Linked DNA regions of Mus musculus: region 2 is linked to region 1. Evidence: chromatin loops called from intact Hi-C (ENCODE). Cell type or tissue: gastrocnemius. All regions are shown on one strand. Each heading gives the region's core, and the rest is flanking DNA. Links, peaks and the distances in the headings are about the cores only. Region 1 overlaps Sacs (sacsin). Region 2 has its middle 13 kb from the start of Sacs.

Region 1 (16,173 bases), core at 4,078-9,077:
CCCGGAAAGAGTCAAACAACTCCAGAACCTTCTGCTTAGTGTAGAGATTGCTGCTAAGCTGGGAAGGCTGTAAGCGAAGAGGGAAACGGAAAAATGTCCCTGGGAAGCTGCCATTTGTAAAGGTTTCCTTGGTGCTTCCAAAAACACCAATGAAGGGGGCAAACTGATCCGGAAGCTCATTTATTTCTTTGATGTCATCTTTGAGATTCCAACATTGGCCAGATTCATGGGGGCCAAACAGTGTTTGATGAGGATCTAGCATTCCTATCTGGTCACCACTAAAGATACAAGGAACATCTGTAGAATTGAAAACCAAGGTATGACCAACTCAAAAGACCAAAGAACAACTGTAATTGCAGCCATAATGAAATGATAACTACCATCAAAACATTACATAAGAAATAGCCTGACATATAAAATTCAACAAGTAACTTCATACTTTGAAAGTGATAGAGAATGGTTTCTGGTTTGAGGCAATCTAATAAGAGCCAATAATAGAAACTTCTATGTTTTTGTGAAAATCTGTGCTATCTCTTTAAATACTCATTAAGTGTAAGAGATAAACACTATTTACATATTTATACTCAGTATTCACTGCCACATAAGCCCAGTTAGAAAGAAAAGAGTTACAACCTATGTTCCAAATTAAAGATTTAGCTTTCTGCTACAATGATGCAGGTTGCTCCACTGCCACCTAACTGAGCAAGTACAGAGCCCACAGTGAGCGAGCCATGAGCTTTCCTGGGGAAGAATGCACATGTGCACAGCTACAGTTCTTAAAGATTCACATCTTACCACATGGTCTCTAGACTAATGTCAACTGCTTCTTTTGTTCTTCAACTGAAGACAGTGATATTTCAACACTGGCAGAAGTGGCTTTGTCAGATTTCTCATACTGAAAGAATCGTTTATCCATGGTGCTGCTCAAAGGGCTTCTTCCCAGGGGAATTCTGGTGTGTCTTGTCTCCCATGCAGACCTTAGCCCCTAATCTCCATGCACAATGTAACTCTAGTAAAGTCTGCCACCCCTTTAAGATGTGTACTTATCAAATGCAAGTACTGTTGTGACAATCACCTAAATTCTTACTCATCTTAAGTAGCAAATCTTATGTCCACTAAATCCATCAACAGTATAATGTAGGCTTTATTTGTCTCTAGACCTTACACAATGCCACACACCCATGCTGAAATCAAGCCAGAGAGACTGCTGACACTGTCAAAGCATAACTTGTGGCTTTCTCAAATCTCCAGATTGCAAAACAACCTTCTAGCAAATGGCCCACATCAATGTGCTCACTGTCAAGTAGGAGAGAAAATAATACTGAGCTGCACAGATGGGGCAACTGACCTGCTCTACACTCCTGCATAATAGTCTTTACATTTGTGCAGTCCGCAGGTGTGCTTCAACACGCACAAACAAACCATCACTCAGAGCCCAGAAGGTGATCTTCCAAAAGATGAATACATAAATACATTAAGACTTACATGTAACAACTACATTTTTGTGTATAGCAATATAATTTCAATATGTCACACAGTCAATATAAAACAAAATATCAATGTTAATATAAACACAGTAGATGTACTAACATTTATCTATAGTCTGGCTGACTCTCCTCCCCACTTGCCCACATCCAATACTGCACCTGTTATATGGTAGACAGAATTAAACCCAATTCCAAATCTTCCAACCTTCAGGGGATCATCTTTTTTCCTGCTTCTTGCTATTTCCTGAATGCCATGCCAGTCCTCTGGGGTGAAAACCGCATTGTTGTACACATAAAGAGCTGAGCCTGGGTGTTGAAATGCACAAGCAATTAGTTAGCAAGGAGTACACCAGAATGGATGGTTCTGTTTCAGGAGACTCATCCATACAAAACCAAAACAAACCAAAACAACAAAAACAAAAAACAAAACAAAACAAACAAACAAACAAAACCAACCAAAAAACCAAAACCCTGATTTGATGAGAGAATAGAGACCCATGAGTACAGTGACTAAATTTTGCATTATTATTTCAGTTGTCTTCAAAATAAAAATAAAAACAAATGTGGTAAAAGCTAACAGCCAGAGAAATATATTATTTGTCAAAAGTCCTGAAGAAATTAAGAGAATAAAGAACTTAAATACCAAGAAACCCAGAGCAAACAAGGATATTCCCACAGTGCACCATGCTCTGTGAAAACTTTTTTGAGTCCCATATTTAAATCACTCATTGTAAGTGGAATTTCTTGGAAGTGTGTGCAGTGCACATCAGAGCGATCAAACAATCGGTGCTGTTTAGCTCATCAAGGAGCTAGCTCTGGGATCAGTGCTGCCCCCTTCCATGTCAGACCCAAGCGTGCTCATGCCAGTGTCCTCTCTTGTGAGGATGGTCTGGGGCCCCTAACCCTGTGACAGGGAGGGATAAGAAGAGCAAAACACTACATGGGTAAAAGCATTGTGTCCTAGCAAATAGCTAGAAGGGAAAGCGTTTCTAGCCAACATCACTGCCGGTTATCCCATGATATAAAAGTTCTGCAATGCAAAAGAGAAGCCAGTTCCACTGTGGGAAGCTCATCCAGGGGAGAGAGCTCATGGGAAATTCCAGTCTGATTGTCGCAGCTCCCCTAGTCAGTCTGTTGTATACTGTGTCCAATCTGATGATGTCAGCTCTAGTTGTTGCTATTTGTTTTTTTACTTGGACACCATTCTGAGGGGAGACTCTGTTCTGCCCCAGACTCTCTATTGGAAACTCCAGCTGGCTGTCTTAAAGGGGCTTTCTCAATAAATTTCTGCTGGCTGCTTTCAGCAAGTGACCTGATGCTTTATTATCTATCTATCTATCTATCTATCTATCTATCTATCTACCTACCTACCTACCTATTATCTATCCATCCATCTATTTGTTACTATTTATTCTTTTACTTTTTTCTGTATAGTGTACAAGATCATCCATTCAAAACTGAAAGTATAGCAACCATAGATCATTCTCTAGATGTATAGAACAATCTATTAAGAAAACCTACAACCTAAATAACTTTGTCACTGTATTTTTTCATATAGTAGAAATCAATTACTTACTAAAGTTAGTAATGTTCACCTTGTGAATATTTGGGTTGTATGGTTTTGATTTTGCTTTACTTAATCTCTATAGAAGGCGTTGATGGTGTAAATTTAAATAGTCCTGAATTTGGTAAATAGTTAAATAAACTATTTGAAATTATAATGCTATCTCCAAAGTGGTTTCTTTAACAAATATTGTATTTATAATTTTGAGCAAATACACTCTTTCAAGACTGGTTTTCAGAAATCCTAACATTATCTATATATAAGCAACTATGTCAACTTAAAATATGACAATGTTTTCCTTTGGAAAGTTGCTTAAGAATAACACAGACACAATAAAGCACAGAGACAATCCTCAGACCTGTGCAACCTCCATGCTAATGAACTACACAGAGATTCCCAACACCCAAAGAACATCTCTCCATAAGCTTCTTTAAATATGGAATGTTGGCCTGGTCAGGTTTTGGTTGTCGTTGTTTTAATCAGTGCAGCAGCTATCTTTAAAACAAAGTCAGGACATGAAATTGATCAAGGCTGCAAAGACTATTGTTTTTCCTTTGGTTTTTCAAGACAGGGTTTCTCTGTGTAGCCCTGGCTGTCTTGGAACTCACTCTGACCAGGCTGGCCTCAAACTCAGAAATCTGCCTGCCTCTGCCTCCTGAGTGCTGGGATTAAAGGCGTGCGCCACCATGCCCAGCTGCAAAGACTATTTTGAAAAGGACAAGCACACAGCTGTGAAAAGGTACTCAGGCAGCAAGGGGGTCGGGTGTCACCAGAGTCACTGTTACCAATGACAGCCACAGACTCAGCTTCTTCATCTATGCCAACATAAGAGCTTTACCTCTCCAGACAGGAGTATTAAGAATCCACAGTGGTATAAATAAAGGCTCACCACAGTACACACCATTGAGAAGAACCCTTAAACTGTTAGCTATTTCTAATATGATACAGTAAGTCGTCAATATAATATTAATCTTTATATTAATAATATATAATTTTACATAATATGCAAAAATAGTAATAGATGACTTGTTAATAACCAATAGCTAACTACAGCTAATATAAAATGGCATCAGTCAAATACTATATGTTTCTGCCTACTCCCTTTTCACTAAAAATATCAGATACAAAAGGAAATATCACAGAACAGGCCCAGGAGTGAAATTCTTGCCATAATCTAGAAAACAACTTTAAGCTCTCTAGAAGGGAATTAGGAAGCCCAGCAGAGTCACCAGTACTGCAGCAGAGCACCGCTAGGGGAGGGGCAGTCGCCATCCCTCCAAGGGTCACCAGGAGAGCTGAGTGCTCAGATCCTCAGCTGGGGCTGGACTCCCTACCTCTGCATTCTATCACGGATTACCAGGCTTGAGCTTGTGCATGGACTCATGGCTGCCACCAGTTTATAAAAGAATGCCTGTCGTGTCCAGAAAATGCGTGTATGCCTCTGGCTAGTACAATCTTCTCACTTCTCTAGAAGGCACAGATTAAGAAAGAATTGGGAGAACCACACTTATTAAACTTCAAAGGAAGAAGCATGGCTGATCCCTGGTCACCCAGAAAGCTGGTGTAGGCGCTGTCTAACAACCTAGTGATCTTTTTGCTGTGCTGTGGAGCCAGCCTCCCTGAATCCCTCAGTATCGTGAGCATTGTTTAGGCCCTAATCCTAAACTTAGTCTCTCAGTAAAGAGAGCCCATCCTTCTGAAAGAGGCCCCAGGTACTGTGCATTCTCCATCAACAGAATCTGTCCTGGGCTTATTACAAATCCTTCCTCCATAGGCCCTTGCCCTGAGCACTGTTTATCAGTCAACAGAGCTCACTGGGTACTGTAAAGGTTACAGGTGCTTTGCTACTTTGCAGTTTATAAGTTTCTATGCAGCTGTGACTAAAGCTTTGTTGTGCTAACAGTCACATGGAAACGTCTTCATTCCCAAAGTTCTACTGGGCTTAAATGTGTAAGGAAAGTACACCCTGAGGTCAAGAGTTCAGGCCCAGAGCTTGTCAAGGTGGTGCTGACTCCAGCTTCTTTCTTTACCTCCCACCTCCCTGCTGGCTGTGAGGCTTACAGGGGACCCAGCACCACCTCCTCTTGTAAGGTGATCCCTGAGCCAGGCGAGGACCATTTCAATCTTGTGGTGGTGGTTGTGGTGGTGCGATGTTGAAATGCTATGTGAAGGTCTGGGTGGCCCTGAACTCACTATACAGATCATGTTGGCTTTGAACTCACAGAATCCACCAGCCTGAGTGCTGGGACTAAAAGTATGTACCACTATACCCAGCTGTTTCAATGTTTTCTTTAATGAAGACTGGAAGCAAAAAACAAAACCAAAACAAAACAAAAAAAAAAAACAACCTTAAGAAATGCTTCTAGGAGGTCTATATCCTCACCAGCACAGCACATCAGAGCAATGAGCACAGAATTCCTGGGGCATAAGGACAGCCCATCACACCAAGGCCCCCATTTCCTCCTAAGAGTAAGTGGGAAAAACAATTTCCCTTTCTGTCATTAGTTTTTCAGCAGGAGAACACAGAGATCAGAGGGAGTGCCCGGTGTGTCACCACCTGTGGAGCTGTGTAGTGGGTAGGGCTGTGCAGTGGGTAGGGCTGGGTAGGACCAGGATACAGTCTGAATGCAAACTGAGCATCACTGCTGAGCTACATTAAATAATAAAATTAGAGCCAAGGAACAACAGGCTAATCATCTCTCTACTGAAAGGCTGGTCTCTAGAGGACGGCACTAGAGTCAGCAAGGTGGCAGGTCTCAGAACCAGGGTGCAAGCCTCCTGATATTACCACAATATACACATCTCTTTTTCCAGATCAAAGTTCCATGGCCAGGTCTTAAAACAAATGTCAGAATGACAGTAACCATGGCAATAAGTGCTAAACATCCAATAACAATGGTGACACCTTCACAAAACACCATCTTGTCACTTAAACTTCTCTTGGCGATATCTAAGAAAATGAGCTAAGACTTCTTTTTCAGTTACTGTCCACCATGTGCAAGTATTCACAATCATCCGACAATTTCAGAGCTGCGCTAAGTTACATTCACATTTTCCCACACTTCAGAGTGGGAGCAAGCTGGCAAGCATCTACAGGTAACGGCTCCCTTATGACTTCCCTCTCACCACCCTTCTTCCCTCCCCCTGGTGAGTCTATGCTCTCACCCCCAGCAGAAGGGCAGCCCTAAAGCAGGAGACAAGACACAAAAGCACAGCCGTAAGACTGGGCTTCTCTCCAAATGCAGAAGAAATTATATTTATATAGAGGCAGTGCCCTTTATCTTATTCATAATATAAAGTACAGGTGGAGTGACAAGAATGGGAGGCTATGTGATTACACTGCTAGCCATTTAATTTTAATCTTTTTTCCTCTAAGGATACTACCAACTGGCAGAAACATCTTCCCACCAAAAGCAGAGGAGAAGAAGCTCAGCACCTGAATTAAACATGCCAAGAAGTACAAACGATAACTACACTGTTTATTAAGTAAATAGCTGTAGATCATTAAAAATCACCATCAGTTAGGGAGAGGGAACTTATAGAGCCCACCTCCAACGTGGACAGGGCATCAAGTGAGGAAAGGGGTTGCCATTCCACAGTCAAATCTCTGACCCATAATTGTTCCTGTCTGAAAGAATTACAGGGATGGAAATGGAGAGGAGCCTGAGGAAAAGAAGGTCCAGCGACAGGCCCAAAGTGGGATCCAGCTCAAGGGGAAGTTGATCCAAGGCCTCACGCTATTACTGAGGCTATGGAGCGCTCACAAAAAGGGATCTATCATGACTGCCCTCTGAAAGACCCAACAAGCTGAAAGAGTCATAAGCAGCCATTTGTACCCAACCAATGGACAGAAGCAGCTGACCTGTTGCTGAATTAGGGGAGGCTGAAAGAAGCTGAGGAGAAGGGCGATTCTGTAGGAAGACCAGCAGTCTCAATTAATCTGGATCCCCAAGATCTCTCAAACACTGGACCACCAGACAGACAGCATACACCAGCTGATATGAGGCCCCCAACACATATAACAGTAGAGGACTTCTGGGTCTGTGTTCATTCAGAAATGATATGCCTAACCCTCAAGAGAATGGAGGCTCTAGGGAGTTTAGAGGTCAGGTGAGGTATGGGGGTGGGGGTATCCATGTGGAGACGGGGGAAGGAGGTGTAGGATATGGAGCAATTGGAGGGTGGATGGGGGGGATGGAAGATGGAGTGTAAAAAATAAATTAATTTTAAAGACATCACCATTAGTATAAAAGATAAAATTTACTCCAATTTATTCTTACCCTGATATTGTGCCATATCTTTCGACCAAAGAGTCTCCGTTCCATATTGTGTTTCATCATATAAAAATTTAACCTCTGTGGCCCCAGCATCTTCTGCATTCTGAATTAATTCCTAGCCATAAAACACACCAAAAATGACATTAATATAGTAATCTACTGTTCAACTTTGTTTTACCTAAAATATCTAAAACGTATATTAAAGAGAAGAAAACCTCAGTCTCTCCATGGGTAAAGTTAAGCCCTAGTTAGATTCCTATTGAAAGTAGCTCCTACATACACGGGAGTTGGGAAGTCTTTCCCAGCAACACATCTGCAAATCGCCTTTGAAACTGCTATCATTTAGCCTCTATCTACAAATCCTGGAAGTTCGAAATATCCACCCACAGCCTTTGTTCAAAGGAGACTACTCTAATTCAAAGTTCAATACATATTATTCTGAGATAGCTTATGCTTAAACAGCTTCCAAAAATAGACCATTAGTTCTCAATTGTTTACCAAACTTTAAAAAGAGTCTTAGAATCCTTTTATCTCCTAGAAACAAGGATATTCAATAGTTTGAGTCTACATGCACCCTTAATAGGCAATACTCTTGACAGCCTGACACTCCTGAAGCAGAAAGTATCTTAGTACTGAGAACCATTCATAAAGTAGTATTGATCACTTGTTGGATATGGGTGAATGGGTGGGTGCCTAGACATCTGTGACCTAGAAAGGAAAGGGCAAGAATATCAACAAAATTCTCAGTCCTAACCACCCAAATACTTCTACACAAAATATTCTTGTCAACTAGAAGCAAGCTACGGCTGAAATAAGTTCAAGCCATAGAGATACACCTACAATCATCAAAACTTGAATGGAACTCTGGAGAGCCACCCCTAACTTATTCTCCAGAGCCTGTCTACAGGTTCTGTAGGGGAAAAATCATCACATGGTAAATTCCCGAATAGCCTCCTACTTAGAATAAAGCAAACTGAGGGCCACCACCTTAAATGGATATGTGGGTGTCTAGAAAAGTCCACATATCCCCCCAAAATATCCCCTCCTATTATCAAACTCATCAACATCTGACTTTAGGGAAAGTCCTTTTTATTTCCCTGGACCCTTGCAATCACTAAATTAAAGAGCACTTTAGCTGATATCAAAGCAATGCCAATGGTAAAGCCTCTAGAAGAGTACAAATGTCGAAGAACTCAGGAAGAAGAGACTTAAACAGCCAGCCTGGGTCTGGGCTTTTCAGGTTCACCAAGTACATCCACAGGCCTTGTGGGTGCTTCAGTATAGCTCGAGGGCACAGGGCTCGGCTAGCATATGAGAGGCTCTGGGTTTGAGTCCCAGAAGATGGAGTGTTTGGGCCAGCCAGCAGCCATATGTCTAACCCTGAATAAACTCACCTGAACCGTCTCTAACTACCCACACATCCACTGGCGCTATGGCTGCTATTCACACAGCTGCCATTTCTCATAGGTGCTTTAATGGCTTAGATCCCTTTCCTTTGCATTCAGTCCAAGGAAGTCTTTAAAAAATGAACAATATGCTAATACGATGGGTGGACAATAAGAACTAAATGATTGGTAGAATACTATGTTAGCTTACAAACAATAAAAGGAGTTTGTCTTCATGCCTTATGTGCATTATAGGAAGCAGGGTTTAAGAAATCTGAAGATAAAACACTAAGTTCCAGGCCCCAGCCCCCAATCACAGGCCATACAACAAGTAGAGATATCTCTATATAACGAGCTCCTCCAAGGTGTAACCCTTAGGGGTCACATCTATGGATTCCAGGAAGCAGCAAGTCCCTGAAAATCTGGACCCACTTTAGCAAACACCATAGAAGGTGGAGGCTAAGCTACAGGCAATTCTGAGAAATGCCGCTGAGCCTAGCACTAAATACCCAAGGATTAGAGATGCTACAGAACTGGCTACAATAAAAACATCACAAAAAGAGCAAAGGAGGCCAACCACAGGAGTCCTGGCACATCACTCACTCACTTCTGACCCAACTCCTGTAGCCAACAACTGAATCCTCACTCTGAATCCATGTGGATCATCCCACACGGTCCTCCCCAGCCCCACGACAACTCCATAATCATATCCTTCATTTCTCTAGCAACCAATAGAAAAAAAATAGCTTTCAAACTAGCCTTCTACAAGCACTATCCTGAAAGCCACTGGCTGCCATTCTGAAAGTCCCACTGAAGAAGCTAGTCCAGTATCCCTTAAGCCAGTCCCCGCCACACAGCCTTTGTGCCTGTCTCAGCATGACAACATGAGCTACTAGACCTAAAAACACTGCTAAGCTGGAAGAGAAATAAGGGCTAAAACACTGAAGATGAGCATAACAAGGAGGGTACAGAATAACTCACCTACTGCCCCAGCTCACTAAGGAGGGTTCTTACTGAACACCAAACCTAATTTCCACAAAATCTTCTTTCATTGCCTTTTTTGTGGATGTTTAAATTTTCCTATTAATAAGTATATTCATATTTAAAGAATATATCCCGAGCCATGTCCATAACCCAGCACTGAGACTGAAGCAGAAGCATTATGAATTTGAGGCCAACCGGGACCACAAAGAGAATTCCACTCCATCTTGGAGGAAAAATATTATGATCATATGTAACATAGACATAAATAAATAATTACCCTATTAAAGTAAACTCTCTCACAAAACAGCCTCTAAATCCAGAGACGAAACAAGCATATGTTCCTGACCTCTCCATGGACTGGTATTAGGCTGCTGAACTATTGGTTGGTTATTTGATTGACAGCTGGTGCATGCCCAGGGCTCACTGCTCTACAAGAGCATTCCTAGAGGACACTGTGTTTAAAGGGAGTGAGTATGCAGCAGCCTAGTGTGGCCCTGTACTCACAAACCCTCCTCCCTTCACACCAACTGTATTCTCATTTCTACCCCCATCAGCTATGCACTGTGGCCATGCAGGCAAGGCAATACAATCAAGTCTAGACCAGATGCAAACTCTTAAGTGCTTCGCTCTGAAGGTAAAGCCCACAGGACTCCATCAGATCTCCTACCTTAAGGATCTGTCCTCCTTCTGGATATCTTCTTAAAATATCCTTGAGAAAATCAACAAGTGGTGGAGTTGTTTGACCAAATCGACCTAAAATGCAGGATATATTTTACAAGACTTAGAAAAATAGGATTTCATGGCATTCGTCCTGTGTGTGACTTGGTTCTGTCGCATGGTTTCGGGTATGGCACCGCAGAATCCTAGGACCAACTCAATGGAAAGTAAAGGCAACTCAGTGGTATGGAGTCTCACGACAGTAGCTGCTGACACATTAGGTTTCTAAAGCTTTTTCCAAGGCATACCTTCACAAACGGGTAATTCAACAGCAAGCACCGGGTCAGAGGGGTAAAGGTGCTGCTATTTTTTAAGGTGATTAAATAACTGGTGCTGTGTATTGCTCCTGAGACAAAAAACAAGTCAGGAATAATGTCACTTATTGTCACATTCTTATTACTCTCAAATGTAACTGATACTCTGATGGCTCTGCTGTTCAATGACTGACCAGGTTAAGAACTAAGTCCTGCCTGCACTGTTCCACCCCGGCTGGCCAGGCCATCCTCAGATAGGTGGCAGGAAGATGTAAAGAGGAGGATGGAGAAAATATTCCTTAAGAACAAGAAAAATTTAAGATCTGCCTATAAATAAAAAATAATAAAGTGATTAGACAAAGTAACCATCACCATAGGCTGGACCAGAGTATCCCATTCTTTAGGATTCAGAATATTTGCACTAATTAATAAAGTATCTTATGGATGTAATCCAAGGCCAAAGAAGAAATCCATGTATATTTAGTATATATATATTTAGATATATTGCCTGAGGGTAATCTATATAAAATTTTTAGTGTGCCTGTGTTTTTACTATAAACTGTCATGAGGTCACACAGTGAACTTTTCGTTGTTGGCATTAGATGCCTTTGGTCTATTTTTAGATTTCTGCATTAGGAATTCTCAACCTGTACAACTTTGTATAATTTTGACATAATCATCACCGAGACCAAGACTGAGCAAGACTATGTCAACAGATTTCTCTCATCACAAAACTAGCTACAGCCACCATTTCCTTCTGGCTTGGGCAGCCCCTTCCTGCATTCTGTCGTATGCTCTCATTTCATGTTTAATATAAAGCCTTTAGTCCAGGCTACTTTACTGAAGTGTCTACAAAAAGATACAAATACTTAATGCATGAACTTGGAGGTCACTATCTACGACCACGAAACTATCAAACATCATTATCATCACCACCATACCTTATCAATCACCTCCAAATGTTTCTCCCAACTCCCTTTAGTTTTGACTTTATTCCTTTTGTGGAAAAGCATTTAAGATGTTCCTTCTTCACAATTTAATAACTTTGTTTGCTTGATTGTTTTGAAATAGGATCTTGCTAGGTAGCCTAGTCTGGCCTCAAAAGATCCTCCTGCCTCTGCCTCCTATGTACTGAGATTACAAGCATGCACATCATGCTCCACTCTCCTTAGCAAGCTCTTCAGTATACATTACAGCACTAACACTGGTCAGAACTGGGCCCTCCACTGTGCAGCAGATCTCCAGATCTCATCTGTTTTATAAAGCTGAAATTTCATCTTCTCGGACCAACACCTCTAAATTTCACCCTCCTCCCAGTTCTTGGTGGCCACTATTCTCCCCTCTGTTTCTGCATTAAAATAAAAATCTTTAATGGACTAAATTGTGGCATATACTTCAGGTAAAATCAATATTATACCTCCCCCCTTTAAGCCTTTTGATTGAAGGTTTACAAAAAGATGACAGGTTTTAGAAGTCAGGTCTCCAATCTTGATCCAATCAGGTATCTGAAAAAGAGAACAGAAAATGTGTAAGATGCAACATAATGTAGTGCCAAGGAAGTGTTTGTGAGCCACAGAAGACCAACCAGGAGCCAATCTGATGCCATCACACATCAGGAGCCGATCTGATGCAATCACACAGGGTATTTACTTAAAAGCTCCAGCTTGGGCTTAACTCACCGCTGACCCACAGGATGGTTCTGGTGAAGAAAAGCCCTGAACACTCATCGGAACAAGGTTTTATAGACAATGGCAAGCGAGGGGTGAGTGTTTCTAGAGTGGCAAGCATCTAATTGGGGTGCTACTGTGGCCTTTAGCATAACTGGCTGGTGCTGGGAGCCAAACCATAAACTTAACTTCTGCTTCCCTCCTGACTGGTGCTTCTTAGGCAGGGGTGGGGCGGTGGGGGCTGTAACCTGGAGGTGCAGATTTGTTGAGGAATAACCGGAAACTGGTGTTAGATGCTGGATTTGTTGGGGGCATAACCTGGAGATGCAGGTCTTGTTGGGGGGTAGCCTGGAAACTTAAGCTAGGCTCAGGTTTTAGTGGGGGGTAACCTGGAAACTGAAGCTAGGTACTGGCCTGTTAGTTTACTTGAGTTTAAACTTAGGTCAGGTTTTCTAAGATGGGGGTCTGAACCCAAAAATCTGGTCTCTCAATAACATTAATACTATCACTTCAAAACTTTCTCAAATGTTTTTCATTCAAGTAATATTAACTATCCTTACCAAGAAATAAGTTGCCCTCATGGGAACATTACAGAGGGCAGAATAGAATGCTAGCTAAAATCTTTATGGAATAATTAAGTTAGAATTTTTCTTTAAATAATTACAAATATAAACAAGTCTATTTCTCTTCTATCATATAATTCACCCCCTTCCTTTCTTCCCACCCTCTCTTTCACATGCTAGGCAAGTATTCTGCCATTGATCTACACCCCCAGCCCAAATCATCCCAAATTCTCATTTTCAAATATGTAAAAGATGTTAACACAAACATCTTTTTAATCAAAGATACCAATGTGTATTTGGTATGCAGCATTGCTCCAGGAAACTGCAACAGATCAGAGGATAAAATTTTGGCATATTAATATGCATGGCAATTTTCTTGGGATTAATCTATATGGAATTTTCCTAAAATAGCAATACATTTTTCATTTATTTTCAGAGATATCCCATAAAATTGTGTTCCTAGACATTCCCTTTGGAAATCATTACCATATATGCCCCTAAAAGGATGGGAGTAAGCTGTAAACATGCCTGAAACATGCCTCAGTGTTTGTCTTCCTGTCCCCAAAAAAGGTGGGTACTTTAAAAACTCGACCTGGAAAAGGTGAGCTCACAGCTTTCTAAACCTCTAGCACCCTCATCTTTATTTCACACTTCAACCAATAGTGTCACCACCTACAGGCACCTCAGAGGACCATCTCTCCAACCAATAGTGTCACCACCTACAGGCACCTCAGAGGACCATCTCTCCAACCAATAGTGTCACCACCTACAGGCACCTCAGGGGACCATCTCTCCAACCAATAGTGTCACCACCTACAGGCACCTCAGGGGACCATCTCTCCAACCAATAGTGTCACCACCTACAGGCACCTCAGGGGACCATCTCTCCAACCAATAGTGTCACCACCTACAGGCACCTCAGGGGACCAACTCTCCAACCAATAGTGTCACCACCTACAGGCACCTCAGGGGACCATCTCTCCCCAGAGCGCCTCTGCAGCTACTTCTAGCCCAAGTGCATACCCTCCAGTCTCTCCAGCCTAACCTGCGTTTCTCCACTCCCAGCATCAGCTGCTCCGCGGCTCCCGGGCTTTAATAACCAGCTCCCACTTGGTCTCCTTACTTTCTGTATGTCCTTGGTTATACAGCAGGGTCACATCATACACCTGCCGGCCCTGAGAACTATCCTGTGAAAACTAGTGCATGCCTTACACGAGTGCTCAAAGAAACGTAGGTGGGAATACTGACTGCCACTAACAAAACAACAACAATGACAACAACAAGCAAAACAAAAGCCAACTTAGAAATAAACCAAATGTTGTGATATATTTGCATGGCAAAATATCACACAACAATGAATACTGACCAGCCAAGCTATATACACTTTAGATGGATACTAATAAAGAAATATTGGGTGAAAAAAAGCTCCCCAGCTTATTACCTAAAGAAAGATAAGCTCCTTATAACAGGCATAACCAACAAAAGTAAATGGAACATTGTCTGGGTTATATACTTAGGTTACACATACGTATTAAATGCAAACAAGAAGATATCCATTACGTCATCATGGGTGATCATTCCACTGGTCAATTAACCATCTAATTACAAAGGAAGTAATACATAAACCAGGGCTCATTAGTCCAATTTGGGATCACTAAGGTGTGCTGGGAGAAAAAAATGGCAGAAAATACAAAAGAAGGAAACCTATGACGTTTTCAGGTTTTAAAGAGAATCAACTACAAGAAACTAATACCTAAAATAAGTGTATTAACTGAGGTCAAACACTTAACAATCTGGTAGACTATAATCTCTGTTGCTATCTATCACAGGGCAGTGAGATGCCTAAAAAGCAAGCTGGCTGTAAGACATCCTCAGCAGCACTAGCTCTTATGGAGTGTGCCAAGATTTGGGGGTTTGTATAGGCTCTCTTCCCTTCTCTTCTGGATACTGCAACCAAGGAAAGAAAATGCACCTATTCCCCCCAGATGCAATGTACCTTCTATTCAAAGTGCCCGTCTCAATGTTTTGAAAACGAGTATCAAATCATTAGAAGCTTCGTCTCGCCAGCCAGCCTCATTCTCCCTTACAAACCTCGGAGATAGGCATTTCAATTACTACCAAACAGTGACTCTATTAAACAGTATGATAATATAACTGTTCAGCAGATCACCCAACACCTCTTTTTTTTTTTAAAAAATATCAATGACACAGGGAGATGCTCAAGAGTCAAAATCTGGGGGGTCGGGGAGGGACATGACACACTTGTGATGAATTAAAAGAGAAAAGCTAAATCTCCATCTACTATCTATTATCATCTGCCTCTCACACTAAACTATTCAGAATTTAATAATGTCAATCTAGAAAGTCCTAAGCAGCAGGGACTGAGAGGTAAAGAGGGGAAAGTCCGCCTGAGAAGAGAATGCCGACACCCTGTTTCTTCAGAGCATTAAATGAGGTGGTAGGTGAAGAGGCCACAGAGCACAGCGGCTGAAGCTCAGCAGGGTGTGGAGATCATAGAACAGGGCCCAGGAGCTCAGTGATGCTCTTCCCACACACTCCCCAGATACAGAAAGGGAGAACTGCTAAGCATCAGCCACGACCTATCTCTAGCCCTGACCTCTCTTTCTGAATCCATCTGCAGTTGTGAGCTGACTTTCAGTCCTTACAGTCACAGACCTTAGCAGTGACCAGACTTTCAAATGGGAAAGCAATTCTGACACATGAATTTGGCCCCAGTTACATGTACATGGTGGTGGCAAGCAGGATCTGGGTCACCCACTTCTCCGTTATATGCATTTTCCTAATTCCTTCTGTGTCTCACCATCAGCTGAACCACATCTAAAAGCAAACTGACTGCCACACTTGTTCCAGAATGAGCTGCCTCTGTCATCTGCTAAGAAACCCTTGCTCTCCTGGTCTGGTTCCAGGCTTGCAAACATGCCTATAAAGCCTTCTGCCTTAGTTTACTTCCTCGCTCCTTCCTTTAGGTCCATGTGGCACCAACTGCCACAATTCTGTCCTTTACAAAGTGCCCTGTATATCCCTTCATTTGCTTATTTGTAGTTTGTGGTGTTGGTGTTGGTGCTGTTGTTGTTGGTGGTGGTGGTGTGTGTGTGTGTGGTATGTGTGGTGTGTGTGTGGTGTGTGGTATGTGTGTGCATGCATGGTGTGTATGTATGGTATGTTTGTAGTATGTGTGGTATGTGTTTGTATGTATATGTGTGTGTTGTGTCTGATATGTGTGTGTGGTGTGTGTATGTGTGTGTGGTGTGTGT
Region 2 (16,173 bases), core at 6,390-11,389, 60 kb after region 1:
TAAAGGACTCAGAGCAAAGTATCCCATCTCAGTAGCCACATTATAATGTTGTTAACTGTTTCTCCACTGTCCTGCACTTCAGATAGATCATATTTCTTGGGGCTGGCTTCCTGGTTGTATATTCCCTGAAGTTAATACTAGTCTAAAGGAAACAGAGAAGTTTAATGTGTCTTATGTGAGACTTTGCACGGTTTTATACAGGACTGCAGGTTGGCCATCCCATTAGCAGAGTAGGAGAATGGCTACATCCACTTGTAGAGAAGCATTCCAGAGTGGTCCTTGGGTTTTGCTCACTGAGGCAGAATCGTGAGTACTTTGTTGAAGGGGCTGAGTCCTCTGCTTAGGGAAGGGCTCTACACTGGGCTACACTCAGCATGGCCCGGGGGGAGGGGGCAGGGTGTGTGTGTGTGTGTGTGTGAAAGCTTGCCCCCTATGCTGAAGCCCTGGTTCTCAGCTTAGAACTGGGGCCTGGCAACAGCATCTGCCTGCCTCAGTTTCTCACGTGGGCCATGAAGATGTTGTACGTGCAGAAGGCTTTCTGTACATTTCTGGAAACACTAGCAAGAAGTGACCGCACCTTTGCTGCTTCTATGTCTGTCAGCAGCAGTTGAGGCATTTGTTCAACATTTTCATCCAATAATCCCTGTGAGGCAGACTCCTGATAAACCAATGTCTTCACTCATGTGAAAAGTTTAAGAATTTCCTACAAGAGGCACTTGTGAGAAGCGGGGAGTTATTAGGTTCATCCCTTGTCTGCAAGGGATTGGCTTCAGAGTCACACACACACACACACACACACACACACACACACACACACACACAGAGGCACCCAAGTGGACTGATGCTTGAATACCTTATATAGTGCGTGTTTGTATTTATATATAATCTCATTTCATCCTCCTATCAGCTGTAATTCATCTCCAGATGGTCATAATACAAAATACAATCACGTGCAACACAGAGCTGTTCTATTGTGTTGTTTGCAGGACTTTCTTCTTTATCCATTAATTAATGTATTTATCCACATTACATCTCATTGCAGCCTCCCTCTCCTCCCAGTTTCCCCTTCACACAGTCTATCTCCTCATCCTCCCTCCCCTCTCTGAGAAGGGGGAGGCCTCCCCTGTGTACCAACCCACCTTGGCACATAAAGTCACTGCAAGACTAGGCACATCCTCTCCCACTGATGCCAGACAAGGCAACCCAGGTAGGGGAATAGGATCCACAGGCAGACAACAGAGTCAGGTATAGCCTCTGCTCCAGGTTAGTTGAGTCTGTTGGTTCTCGTGTGAAGTCCCTATCACCTGTGGGTTCCTCAATCCTTCTGCCAACTCTTCTACAGAACATCCCAAGCTCAGGCTAATGTTTGGCTGTGGGTCTCTGCATCTGTTTCAGTCAGCTGCTGGGTGGAGCCTCTCAGAGGGCAATTATGATTAGCTCCTATCTGTAAGCACAACAGAGTATCATTAATAGTGTCAGGGATTGGTTCTTGCCTGTGGGATGGGTCTGAAGTTGGGCCAGTCATTAGTTGGCTATTCCTGTAGTCTCTTCTCCATCTTTGTCCCTGCACTTCTTATACACAGGACAAATTTTTGGGTAGAAGGTTTTGTGGGTGCGTTGGTGTCTTTATTCCTCCACTGGGAGTCCTCACCTCAGGCTCCATATCCCCCACTGCTAGGAATCTTAGCTAGAATCACCTTCATAGACTCCCTGGAACCTCCATTTGGGGACATTCGTAAGGAGAGAAATTGACACATGTTTAGAACAGATGAAGCTTGTCAATGTTTTTAACTAACTATAGCTTATATACTTGCCTTTTGCCTTTGTCCCGAGGCATCAGAGTAAAATTGAATGACCAATTAGAATAAGACAATTTGTATATATAAATATTGAATATTGAATATGCACATTAAAATTAACAATGACAGTTGCAGTGATGATTATGAGGTGAAATAGAAGACATTGGTCAGCTGTAAATCCACATGGAATGTCAGAAACCAGGACCACCGTGGACTCAGGCAGGGCCAAGGCCCTTCCTCTGTACCCATCTCTGCCTCTTCCCTTCTCCCCAGGTCTGTCCTAACCTATCACACACTCACTAACCAAAAGTCATTATCCCAACTCAAGAAGGCCTCCAAATTCAATAGCATTTCATGGAACCACCTTGGTCATGACATACCACCTTTCAGTCTTAGTGACGGATCATAGCCAAGGCGTCCCTCTGCCCTGCACTGAAGGACTACAAGGTTATCCCTGCTCCTGATACGGTGGAAGTGTCACCATAGAATACAGTGTCCCTTTCTGCAGGTTCTAGGTCCTATAGATTAAAACAATAATTTAAGGATGTTGGACTGAAATTAGGAAAAGAAAGGATAAAGTGATCGAGTTTGGGATTTGACACTGCTGAGAGAAGGGAGATCTGAAGATGACGCAGAGGGGGGAAAGTTATGGAAGCGTTCTAAGTCAGAAGTCAGAAGTAAAGGCTCGACGGTGACAGCAAGTGATCAGCTGCCTAGGAAGGACTTGGGGGATATGAACACAGAGCTCACTAAGGGCACACTTGCTGCTCCCATTTCTTGTCTTGTCCAGTGTGTCTTATTCCCTTTCCTCTCTCAGCTTAATGTGAGAGGGGTCTGTGATAGCTAATTTTGATTGTCAACTTGCTTGGATTAGGTGAAGCAAAGCTTTGGGGCTTTTTTTTAGAGAGTATTAAATTAGGGGGAGAGTTACCCTGGACATGGACTGCAGCATCTCGTTGCCTAGGGTATCTGAGTAATAAAAACAACAGAAGGAGAAAGCCAGGTGGACATCCACATGTGTCTGTCTGTCTGTCTGCTCCCTGATCTGTCTGGATGTGAGGCAAGCAGGCGCACACTCTTGCTGCAACACCTAAGATCCACTTCAATGTCCATGCCTTCCTCGCCATCACAGACTTTATCACCTCCAACCGTGAGCCAAAACAAATGTCTCTTCCATTAACCCACTCCTCGTCAGGTATCTATCTGATCATAACACTCATCTTACTTCAAAACGGTTCTCTAGTCTTGCCTGACATGGGAGGCACAGCATGTCTAAATTTGTGAAGGGTTATTCCTGGCCACCAAACGTGCCTTTTGTAAAGAGAAACATTGATGATTGACAATGTCATTTGCAAAGGATATCACTGGCCATGCTGCTAAAGGATGTCAACTTACTGACATTCAAATATCCAAAAGGCCTCAAAACAGATAGCTGCAGATGGCCTTCATAATTAGATTCCCTCCTGCCTAATGTCCCTCTGGAGGGAAGAGATCACATCACCAAGCTTATCATGGTTGTGAAGTGCTGGAGCACAGAATGCAGGTTGTACAGACTTCAGTTAAGCATCGGTGCTAGCGCCAGCTGCCTGGGATTCCAGCTGCCTGCGTTTGAGCACATCTCTTAATCTCTGCCTTGTGAACTTGACACATGACTTTCACTCAATAGGTCCTGATTCTTCATCTTAAAACACACACACACACACACACACACACACACACACTACAAAACATTTAACTCCCTACAAGCATTAAAGTTAGCCAACAACTAGAAAGCATTTAGAAAAGTAGCTAGAACATAGATGCACCCAGACTGTAAGCTGTAGACACCAGTACCAGCTATATCGATTTGCAAGGGCTCTGTGCTGGAAAGTGGTCACCTCAAACTAGTATAAGGGAGAAGACAAATGACCCCACAGATTAGTAAACTGAGGCTTGAAAAACCATTTCCCTCTCCCTGTCCCTCCTCTCTCTCCCCTCATATATAACATATATTTGATTATATCATATATAACATACTACTGATATGTACATATATTTCAAATTATATATTTTTAAATTATATATTTCAAATTATATATATTTCAATTATATATTTTTCAAATTATGCATACACACACACACACACACACACACACATATATATATATATATATATATATATATAAACTTGGCAAAACATTACCATGTTGAGTTAGCATTATGTAGAAATTTATAGCCATATTGGCCTTGAAACTTTAAATTTATTTTTTTTCATTTGTATAAAGGTAACACATAGTATTAAGTATGTAGTACTTAATGTTTTCAATCCAGAGTTTACAGAAACTAATAAAGTATCCTCAAAATTAAAACATAAGCATGCTGAATAAAAAATAAGTTATTTATACCCAAATATTCACACACTTGATCTTACTTCCTGCTGTAGTTTAAATGTCCTCATCAAAACGTTACTAGAAAATTAATTTCTGCTGTTAGTGTTAAGAAAGTAGGAAATTACCTCAACCATTCTGTTTGGAACCTTTAGCAGAGAAAAGGTTAGGTAAGTCCATAACGTTGGGCCTCTAACCCAGTGGGACCATGTCTTTCTGATAAGAGGGAGAAAGGGCTCTTACATGCTCTGTCTCTCTCTGTCATATCTTGTGTCACTATAGAATTCTGCAGAGAGTCCCTACAAGGAAGGACACGGCAGCCTTCTCTCAAGTACCCCCCACATTGACCCATCATCCAAATAAATCGTTGTTCTCTGCAAATTATTCCACTTACAGTAATAAGTTATCAAGGCAGGAAGTGTACAAGGCACTCCCTCTGCAACGGTGAAGGAGACAATTGTTGTTTCGCTGAGATGGTAGCTTTTGGTGGCCCAGAACAGCTGCATCAGGCCATGCAGTGACAGACTTCAGCGAATCTCTCTCCCAATGGCACCCAGGCAAATGTTGGAATAACCTCATGGCGAGTGATTGTCTGGAATGTGGAGATGCCACACTTAGGATTACACAGACCCAGAGCTAGGACACGGCAGCTGCAGAAAGCCTGAAAGAGAAGCCATTGAGAAGCCAGGCCAGCCATTTCAGCCTCAGCCTCCCTTGTACACCTGCCCCAGTCCGTCAGAGGACACTCCTTCCCTCTTCAACTCTAAGGACTACTGAAGCAAATGTCCTGAGCCCCCTTGGTGCCAAGAGACATAAGACTCATTCCTGCTCCAGGGAAGACCAGCCTCATGAGAAAGGAGATCTCATGCATTTATATAATAGCTGTGGCCTCTACACAACTGCACATATGTACCAAGTGCTAGGGACGAGGTGTAGAAAGGCAGGCGACAATGGAAGACTGTTAAATATCCCCAGGAGTGGTTTTCACACACACAAGAATATCCCTCAAATATTATTTCTGCTTTCAAAATCAGTATTCACTTCACTTGCTACACGATCTAAAATCTAATTTTTCCTTTACTTTGTAATTCAATTTATAAATCTTACTATTTTAGAAAATGAATAGTAGGACGCTACTGAATCTCAGCTCTCTGCTGAGAAAACATTCACAATTAAATGACAAACAATTCTGCCTTGTAAATGGAAAAACGCAGCTGTTCGTGAAAGCAATATAGTTTGATAAAACCTCCTTGTGTGCTTAAAATACGCTATGCATCAAATGAACATATGATACAAGTCACAAATCATCTTATATGTGTGTCATTTGAGTAAAACTTTGACAAGCTGGTGTGAATTACTGGCCACCATGGTTTTTAACTGCCCATGAGGTTTATGAGTGTGCTAGTTTTGTTTTGTTTTGTAATGTTATACCTTTAAACAGTGTACCTGTCATTGACCCTCTATATCTGTGGGTTCCACATTAGTGAAGTCAATCAACTTCAGAACGGACCAGAAATATATACAGGGGGAGGGTGGGGGGGGGGAGTCAGTCTATTCTGAACATGTCACAATAAACATGTAGGTGGTGTGCACGGACAGATACACAGTGAACACGGACACAATGATTGTATCCACAGTGAACATTACACAGAGAACATATACACGGTTCCTTTCTTCTTATCCATACTCCTCAAGCAAGACAGCGCAACAGACACTTACAGTGTATTGGCTTTTCTCATGACTGATAAAATACCTGACAGAGGCAACTTAAAGGAAAAGTGATGAATCTCAGTGTGTGATTTCAGAGTCCAATATGGCAGGAAGCGAGAGGCTGAGGTGGCTCTGTCACAGCAATAGGAGTTTGCAGCACAATTCAGTTCTCCGTCAAGATAATAATAAAGATTAGCCACCACAACAGGACTGAGAAGAGAGGTGTTCAGTTGACTCCAGTGTCTCCCCAGGGGTCACCTGAAGCAACTAGCAGAAAACACAAGCCGCTGAAGTTCTGGTGTGAGGAGTCTCTGTGCCGCCTGCACAGTGTCTGTTCTTTTTGTTTGTTTGTTTTTGTTTTTTGTTTTTGTTTTGAGACAGGGTTTCTCTGTATAGCCCTGGCTGTCCTGGAACTCACTCTGTAGACCAGGCTGGCCTCGAACTCAGAAATCTGCCTGCCTCTGCCTCTGCCTCCCGAGTGCTGGGATTAAAGGCGTGCACCACCACGCCCGGCTGTGTCTGCTCTCTAACTGATCAGATGATCAGACACAAGCTCAGTCAGGTTGTGTAACAACTGGCAGCTGCAGATATCCCTGAGCGAGCACAGGGATTCCTTAGGGGGCTAGGCCAAGTCAAAGCAGGAATGTGGGCTGCACAGATATCCCTTTCCATGGGAGGTGGAAACTCTATCTTCTTAGGGATGAGCCTGTTGTCTGGGGTCAGAGAGCAATTAATCTGGATGTGTGGAGCTTCTCAGCCCAGGAACCTGTGTATCTCTGAGTGGTCCCTTCACAGGGTGAAAATTTACCTTGAAAATGGCCAAACTATTTTGCAGCTTCAGCCATTTTATAGGAGAGACTTTGAGCCTCTGCAGACACAAGGGTCTGTGGCAAGGCATCTATCTCCATTACAACCTTTACTTAAAGCACCAAACATACAATTTATTTTTCAGCACCAATATTGAGACGGTTGTTGGGCTTGTTATTTCTGAAATCGTATTTCTAGAATTTTGCATGTCCTTATTTTATCCTAACTGACAGGCTTCAGAAACACACCATTCAGTGTCTCTCTGAGGGAGTTTCCAAAAGCTTGTCACTGAGCAGGGAAGACCCACCCTGAGGGTGGGTAAAGATTAGCTATTAATACTGAACCTACTCAATTCCCTTTTAAGCTACTGAGTAGGCGGGGCTTTGGCAGAATTCTGTAACTGCCTAGATATAGTATCAGAGGCAACAGCTGATATGGAATCAGTCCTTCTGCCAGATCATTAGGTATAATAGGTATGAGTAATAGGAACTGTTGTGGGCATCTTCCTTTCGGCAGTGTCTCAGCCTGGTAGATATAATGTGTCCTTTGACACATCCATCTCCGTTAGGCAAAAACCACCCCATTTTGTTGCATCATTACAACCGTTTATTTCAATGATAGTGAGCATACATCATAAATCCCAGAACAAGTTTAATGGAAATCGTCTTACCCCAAGCTCTGTACATTTCCTTATATTTTTCGTAACTTTTGGGGAAAGTGCAATCTAAAAATGAAAAACATCAGAAAGTTTATAAACTTGCGTAAGGGGTTCCTTTCTGTAACTACAATTTTAGTTTGGGTGAACTTTTCCCATGAACGGGAAAGCAGCAGATGTTGCATGAGTCCGAGGTAACAAGTGTCACTGCTTCCGTGTTGTCTGTACATTTTACTATCGATGCGCCTGTGTATGCTATGCTGCGGGTGGGGCTGTGCCACAGTGCGCCTGTGGAGGCCATGGAACAACTTTGTGGAGTGGGCTCTCTCCTTCCACCTTTCCTCCACACTGAACTCGGACTTGAGCAGCAAGCTCCTTTACCCCCTGAGCCGCCTTGGTGGCCCCTTGTGCCTTTTTTAAAATTCATGTTTTTAGTTAGCAGACTAAATCATAGACAATTATAGCAGATCTGAAAAATACATTTCTCAAATGTTAGTGGAGTATCACGATCACCAAAAATCAGTTGGTGTGGCATACAGGGAGCAGAGGATTTGGAGATAGCTGGGTGTGACTGTCTCCAGCATCGGTCCTTTATGCCTGAGGCCCACTGGCTTTAAATCTCTGAGCTGTATTTCTCATGTGGTGAAATGTGATTAAAAAACAAAAAGAAAAACAAAACAAAAACCCCAACTTTCAAAGTCATCTAAAGTTTGTAAAACTCCCAGATCAGCCTGTAGCTGTGTCTCTCCCTCTCCTTGGGAATAGAATGAGATTGATTGATATCCTTGCCCTGTGTTGTGTGAGCTTGCTGGATCCTGCTTGGAGATCCTCGCCATAACTGGCCAGGCTGTGCTTGGTGCCTATGAAGTGAATTCTTCTTTGACCTCTTGTTATTTTATTCTGCATGTCAAGGTCATTACTTATCCCAAGGTCTTCTCTTCAAGCCAGCTGGGGCCATGGAAAGTCAGTGCAGGGCATCCTCGGAGCAGAAGGGCCAGCTCCTTGAAAGACAATTCAAGAATTTAGCTGGATAGAAAACTCATCTCCAATTTTGGAAACCACTCTTGTCCTTTTGATTCTAAATTTAGAACTAGTCTCAACTATGGGACTTGTAACACTGCAAAATACTGGCAAGGCAGGTCCTGAGGAGCTGTGATAGAGCAAGAAAGAGTGCAGACCAAGATGGTCAGCCCCAGGGTGCCTGCCCAGCTGGGGAACCCTGGACAGGGTGTGCATGCTCGTGCACGTGTGTATGCGCTAGTGTGTGCTTTGCTGGGAATGGAATTCAGGCCAGACACGTGCTCTGCTGCAGAGTTGCTCACCAGACCCACCTTAAGCCCTGTAATTCTGTTTCCTCACCTACAAACCAACGATTGCAACAATGCCTACCCTTCCGATGGCAATGAGAATCTAAAAGCAGAGTGCCAGGCTCTCTTGCCATCAGAACCTGCCTGTGCTTAACAATGTGGGGGCACAGTAAAACTACCAAACGGGACCACTCCATGGGTAGAAAGGAAGGTATACTGGGAGGGTCAAATGCAAAGGCTGTCTGGAGGTTAGGGACAAAGAGAAGATGAAATGGCAGGAAAGCAAGCAGGCTTTATAGGACAGTCAGCAGGATAAGGGGTGTTTAGGTTGACCCAGAACTAGGTGACCTTTCCCTAGGTAGTTGACCTTTATGGCGGATCAAGAGAGGTTCCTGGTGTTTTGAGGGAGGCTCCTGGTAAACAGAACTCAGTCTTCAGGCCTCGGTTACCCAATAACAATCTTTCTGTTTGCCTGGCCAAAGTCCTTCTACTTAGGACATTGGCACAAGCGTTGCGATTTTGGGGACAGCTTTGGACCCAACACTCAGGAAAGCAATCTTGTTCAAAAGCAGCCGAAGGTGCCTGGTGAAGAGAGCATGTGTTTGACACATCAGGGTGGGAAGGCGACATCTCACGAGGTTGCCTTGAGTCTAGACTGGTACCAAGATCCAACTTGAACAGAGATTTAAAGCTGTCTTTCAGAAAACCTTCAACAGTCGTATGAAAGCTATGTGTACAGTAACACAAAAGGAGTCACTCTGTAGCCACCTCCTCTCATGCCCTCTGATTCTGGCGGGGAGTAAGTTTGAATACTTCAGCTAGTTTAATGAATGGCCATTTAAATGAGTGTGTGTCGGGAAATCTGGGCACAGGTCATTTTTTTTTTTTCAGATTCCAAAGTTGGGTGCATTCTGCAAGGAACTTTCCAGCATGTGATTAATTACTGAAAAGCCATAGTTTCAGGCACTTACATGGATTATTTTATATCACATGGAGAGCAGTATATCATCTTTTAATTCAGTGTGACGCCCTGCACACAATGCTTTTATATCCTTTAAAATAATTGTACTAAATAGTTGAAAATATTCATATTCTTTGAGTGTGAGCTTTGAATAGATGAAATTATTCATTGCTTTTCTATTTTTCTACATTCATTCATTCATTCATTCATTCATTTAAGAGGTGTACATTTGTGCCACAGTACCCATGGAGAGATAAGAGGACAACTTTTCAATCAGTTCTCTTCACGTGCCCAGTGGCTTCCTGGGATCCAACGCAGGGTATCAGGCTTGGTGTCAAACACCTTAACCCATTGAGCTATCTCATAATGTGAAACCCAGAAATCACAGAAAAAACAAAATGCAAAGTACTTTAACTTGCATTGTCAAACAAGAGTGGATAAAGAGAGGGATAGAAAATTAAATTCGGGGCTGGTGAGATGGCTCAGTAGGTAAGAGCACCCGACTGCTCTTCCGAAGGTCAGGAGTTCAAATCCCAGCAACCACATGGTGGCTTACAACCATCCGTAACGAGATCTGACTCCCTCTTCTGGAGTGTCTGAGGGCAGCTACAGTGTACTTACATATAATAAATAAATAAATCTTAAAAAAAAAAAAAAAAAAAAAAAAAAAAAAGAAACAACTATAAAAAAAAAAAAAAAGAAAATTAAATTCAAACTATAAATAGAAAAGTATATAAAATATGATGAAGTAAAATACAATATAATACAATGCACCAGAAGAGTACGTGTGGAGAACAGTATACTAGAGACACTCTGACTGACGACGTCATGTGCACACGACCTTAAAGTGTAAGAAGCATTCCGAGACAGTATTTGTGACATGTAGTAAATAAATTATTACTTATAAAAATTACAAGTCTATAAGAATAAAATAGTAGTAGAAAGAGAGACAGAAGGACCTGGAGAGATGACTCAGCAGTTAAGAGCACTGACTGCTTTTCCAGAGGTCCTGAGTTCAACTCCCAGCAACCACATGGTAGCTCACAACCATCTGTAATGAGATCTGATGCCCTCTTCTGGTGTGTCTGAAGACAGCTACAGTGTACTCATATAAATAAAAATTAATATTAATTCAAAAATTTTAAAAAGGCTGAAAATCTTAACAGTGGGAAGAGAAATAAATGGCCAGTAATTAGGTAAAATTGAGTCTTAAACTGTTATTATCAAAATTTAGAGCAGAATCAACCAACAAGATCCTATGTTCACCTAAGAGAACTTCTTCGACATCTACGCAAGACTTCACTGGAGTCTGTCCACAGCCTCATGACTTTCCTGTGGAGCAGAATTTAAGATACCAACTCCTAGACAGACACTATGGGCTAAAATGTACCCCACTCAACAGAAATAGCTGGTATCTTAGTGCTGTCTTGTCATGCTTCTCCTACTTCTTCCTTGTAGGTGTCCGAACCTCCGCTCTTGCTTGAGGGTCTCTTAACATCCTCATCCCTTAAGTCAAGCCCAAGCCAGAGCTTGTCAAATACATGAGAGATGCAAGTGCATAACATGGCCAAGAACATGACCGCCCTGTCAGCTGAGCATGCGTGCTGGGACCCTGGGTTGCCAATGTGTACTGCATGGGAATAGGGGCTCCACCCGTACAAAGGATGTGGCCTCTCCACAGACCATGCCTGCCTCTCCCAGATTGTACATCCAAGAGGTGCCCCATGTCTGATCCCCACCTGTTACCCTTGAGTCAAGTATGGAAAAAAAAATGACTGAATTGTCTGTGTGGTAGTGGCATGTTGGTAGCACCTGGCTGAAAATTCCCAGTCTCCCAGGCCCAGTTAACCGACTGTGCAAAATGGCCTCGCTTCATGGCCGCTGTGCTGACTCCTGAAGTCAGAGAAGTGTGACAAGACACCAGCTATTTCTGTTGAGTGGGATACATTTGAGCCCATAGTGTCTGTCCAGGCGCTGGGATCTTGAATTCTGCTCCACAGGAAAGTCACAAGGCTGTGGGTGGATCCCAGTGAAGTCTTGGGTGGATGTCAAAGAAGTTCCCAGTGAGAGACTTCTCTGGTGGTGCTCACTGAAGTGGCAGGGGTGGTGTGGCCAAAGGTGGGTATGGATATACCTCGAAATACATGTCTTGCATGCAGGCTTACCAGCCGTATTAGGGCAGAGGATGTAGGCTGGCTGTATGCTCAGTGTCCCGATTGATGGTTGATGAGACATTGCCTTCCCTGGAAGACTCATTCATCAAGTCACAATGTAGCACCAGGTTCTCATTTGATGCCGAGAACAGGCTTGCTGAGCTCTTGAACTTCCTAGCCTTCAGACACAGAATCAGATAAGCCCTGATTACCAAGTCTCAGGGATGTTCTTATAGCAACAGAAAGCAGACCTTATAAGACATCATCTGGTCTGTACAATGATAGATCAAAAACAAAGACTCATGCAAACTCCTGGAAAGAAAAGGGGGGAGCAGCACCAGCACCGGGTCACCTTGGATGTGGAGTCAGCAGACATCCCCAAGGTCCCCTAGAGGACTCTCCCCATGATCTTTGGACTGCCAGTGAGTGGAACACAACTTCTGTTCCAATCCAATCACGCAGGACCTGAGACAGCATCACGGAAACAGAAAAGCTGGCCTGACCAGTGTCACAAATCCTTTCCAGTCGGCACCAGCACCGGGTCACCTTGGGAGCAGAGTCGGCAGACACCCCCAAGGTCCCTAGAGAACAGCTTCTGAGGCAGACCCCGTTTTGGGCTCCAGACATCCGGGTACCTTCCCTGCCAGAGGAGAGGTGTCCGCCCCACCCAGGAGGACTTTGCCTGAGCACCTGGGGGCACCATCTTGGTTCCCAAATCCCTCTGAGACTAGTCTGCGCAGGTGAGAGTGTGGACTACAGAAGCTAACAGCTTCTGGGACAGGCTGAAGTGACACAGCTTCTGAGACAGGCCCTGTTTTGGGCCTTCATCTTCTGCCAGGAGGCAGGTCCGAACGCCAGATATCTGTGCACCTTCCCTGTAAGAAGAGAGCTTGCCAGCAGAGTGCTCTGACCACTGAAACTCAGAGGAGAGAACTAGTCTCCCAGGTCTGCTGATAGAGGCTAACAGAATCACGAGAGGAACAAGCTCTAACCAGAGACAACTATAACAACTAACTCCAGAGATTACCAGACGGCAAAAGGCAAATGCAAGAATCTTAGTAACAGAAACCAAGACCACTCACCATCATCAGAACGCAGCACTCCCAACTTACCCAGTCCTGGGCACCCCAACACACCCAAAAAGCTAGACCCAGATTTAAAAGCATATCTCATGATGATGGTAGAGGACATCAAGAAGGACTTTAATAATTCACTTAAAGAAATACAGGAGAGCACTGCTAAAGAGTTACAAATCCTTAAAGAAAAACAGGAAAACACAACCAAACAGGTAGAAGTCCTTAAAGAAAAACAGGAAAACACATCCAAACAGGTGATGGAAATGAACAAAACTATACTAGACCTAAAAAGGGAAGTAGACACAATAAAGAAAACCCAAAGTGAGGCAACGCTGGAGATAGAAGCCCTAGGAAAGAAATCTGGAACCATAGATGTGAGCATCAGCAACAGAATACAAGAGATGGAAGAGAGAATCTCAGGTACAGAAGATTCCATAGAGAACATCAGCACAACAATCAAAGAAAATGCAAAATGCAAAAAGATCCTAACTCAAAACATCCAGGAAATCCAGGACACAATGAGAAGACCAAACCTACAGATAATAGGAGTAGATGAGAATGAAGATTTTCAACTTAAAGGGCCAGCAAATATCTTCAACAAAATTATAGAAGAAAACTTCCCAAACTTAAAGAGATGCCCGTGAACATACAAGAAGCCTACAGAACTCCAAATAAACTGAACCAGAAAAGAAATTCCTCCTGACACATAATAATCAAAACAACAAATGCACTAAATAAAGACAGAATATTAAAAGCAGTAAGGGAAAAGGGTCAAGTAACATATAAAGGCAGTCCTATCAGAATTACACCAGACTTTTCACCAAATACTATGAAAGCCAGAAGATCCTGGACAGATGTTATACAGACACTAAGAGAACACAAATGCCAGCCCAGGCTACTATACCCAGCCAAGCTTTCAATTACCATAGATGGAGAAACCAAAGTACTCCACAACAAAACCAAATTCACACATTATCTTTCCACGAATCCAGCCCTTCAAAGGATAATAACAGAAAAAAAAAAACAATACAAGGACGGAAACCATGTCCTAGAAAAAGCAAGAAAGTAATCCCTCGACAAACCAAAAAGAAGACAGCCACAAGAACAGAATGCCAACTTTAACAACAAAAATAATAGGAAGCAACAATTACTTTTCCTTAATATCTCTTAATATCAATGGACTCAATTCTCCAATAAAAAGACATAGACTAACAGACTGGCTACACAAACAGGATCCATCATTTTGCTGCTTACAGGAAACCCATCTCAGGGAAAAAGACAGACACTACCTCAGAATGAAAGGCTAGAAAACAATTTTCCAAGCAAATGGTCTGAAGAAACAAGCTGGAGTAGCCATGCTAATATCTAATAAAATCGACTTCCAACCCAAAGTTATCAAAAAAGACAAGGAGGGACACTTCATACTCATCAAAGGTAAAATCCTCCAAGAGGAACTCTCAATTCTGAATATCTACACTCCAAATGCAAGGGCAGCCACATTCATTAAAGACACTTTAGTAAAGCTCAAAGCACACGTTGCACCTCACACAATAATAGTGGGAGACTTCAACACACCACTTTCATCAATGGACAGATCGTGGAAACAGAAACTAAACAGGGACACAGTGAAACTAACAGAAGTTATGAAACAAATGGACCTGACAGATATCTACAGAACATTTTATCCTAAAACAAAAGGATATACCTTCTTCTCAGCACCTCATGGTACCTTCTCCAAAACTGATCATATAATTGGTCACAAAACAGGCCTCAACAGATACAAAAATATTGAAATTGTCCCATGCATCCTATCAGACCACCATGGACTAAGGCTGATCTTCAGTAACAACATAAATAATAAGCCAACATTCACGTGGAAACAACAACACTCTTCTCAATGATACCTTGGTCAAGGAAGGAATAAAGAAAGAAATTAAAGACTTTTTAGAGTTTAATGAAAATGAAGTCACAACATACCCAAACTTATGGGACACAATGAAAGCATTTCTAAGAGGAAAACTCATAGCTCTGAGTGCCCCCAAAAAGAAACTAGAGAGAGCACACACTAGCAGCTTGACAACACACCTAAAAGCTCTAGAACAAAAGGAAGCAAATTCACCCAAGAGGAGTAGACAGCAGGAAACAATCAAACTCAGGGGCGAAATCAACCAAGTGGAAACAAGAACTATTCAAAGAATCAACCAAACGAGGAGCTGGTTCTTTGAGAAAATCAACAAGATAGATAAACCCTTAGCCAGACTCACTAGAGGGCACAGGGATAGCATCCTAGTTAACAAAATCAGAAATGAAAAGGGAGACATAACAACAGATCCTGAAGAAATCCAAAACACTATCAGATCCTTCTACAAAAGGCTATATTCAACAAAACTGGAAAACCTGGATGAAATAGACAAATTTCTAGACAGATACCAGGTACCAAAGTTAAATCAGGATCAGGTTAATTATCTAAACAGTCCTATATCCCCTAAAGAAATAGAAGCAGTCATTAATAGTTTCCCAACCAAAAAAAAAAGCCCAGGACCAGATGGGTTTAGTGCAGAGTTCTATCAGACCTTCAAAGAAGATCTAATTCCAGTTCTTCACAAACTATTCCACAAAATAGGAGCAGAAGGTATTCTACCCAATTCATTCTATGAAGCCACAATTACTCTGATACCTAAACCACAGAAAGACCCAACAAAGATAGAGAACTTCAGACCAATTTCCCTTATGAATATCGATGCAAAAATATTCAATAAAATTCTTGCTAACTGAATCCAAGAACACATCAAAATAATCATCCATCCTGACCAAGTAGGTTTCATCCCAGGGATGCAGGGATGGTTCAATATACGGAAATCCATCAACGTAATCCAGTATATAAACAAACTCAAAGACAAAAACCACATGATCATCTCGTTAGATGCTGAGAAAGCATTTAACAAAATCCAACACCCATTCATGATAAAAGTCTTGGAAAGATCAGGAATTCAAGGCCAATACCTAAACATGATAAAAGCATTCTACAGCAAACCAGTAGCCAACATCAAAGTAACTGGTGAGAAGCTGGAAGCAATTCCACTAAAATCAGGGACTAGACAAGGCTGCCCACTTTCTCCCTACCTATTCAACATTTTACTTGAAGTCCTAGCCAGAGCAATTCGACAACAAAAAGAGATCAAGGGGATACAAATTGGAAAGGAAGAAGTCAAAATATCACTTTTTGCAGATGATATGATAGTATATATAAGTGACCCTAAAAATTCTACTCCTAAACCTGATAAACATCTTCAATGAAGTAGCTAGATATAAAATTAACTCAAACAAGCCAATGGCCTT

What was found. Peaks named below come from ENCODE experiments on the same cell type or tissue, not always from the same donor. Only the 100,000 strongest peaks of a DNase experiment are listed, where the experiment ranks them.
Region 2: it touches region 1 in a loop (4-fold over the local background); 7 of 42 quality-filtered maps call a loop at or near these places.

The regions. Positions count from the first base shown.
Region 1 is chr14:61,175,222-61,191,394 of GRCm38, reverse strand. It overlaps Sacs (sacsin), which reads right to left. Exons shown (of 10, transcript NM_015788.2): 4 at 12,086-12,173; 5 at 10,365-10,450; 6 at 7,332-7,443; 7 at 1,647-1,793; 8 at 1-297. Among named protein-coding and RNA genes, the nearest start is that of Sacs, 45 kb to the right of the region's middle. In gastrocnemius, for the core only: no CTCF peak of the experiment used is centred there; no DNase peak of the experiment used is centred there.
Region 2 is chr14:61,117,835-61,134,007 of GRCm38, reverse strand. No RefSeq gene overlaps it. Among named protein-coding and RNA genes, the nearest start is that of Sacs, 13 kb to the left of the region's middle. In gastrocnemius, for the core only: no CTCF peak of the experiment used is centred there; no DNase peak of the experiment used is centred there; H3K27ac peaks cover 669 bases.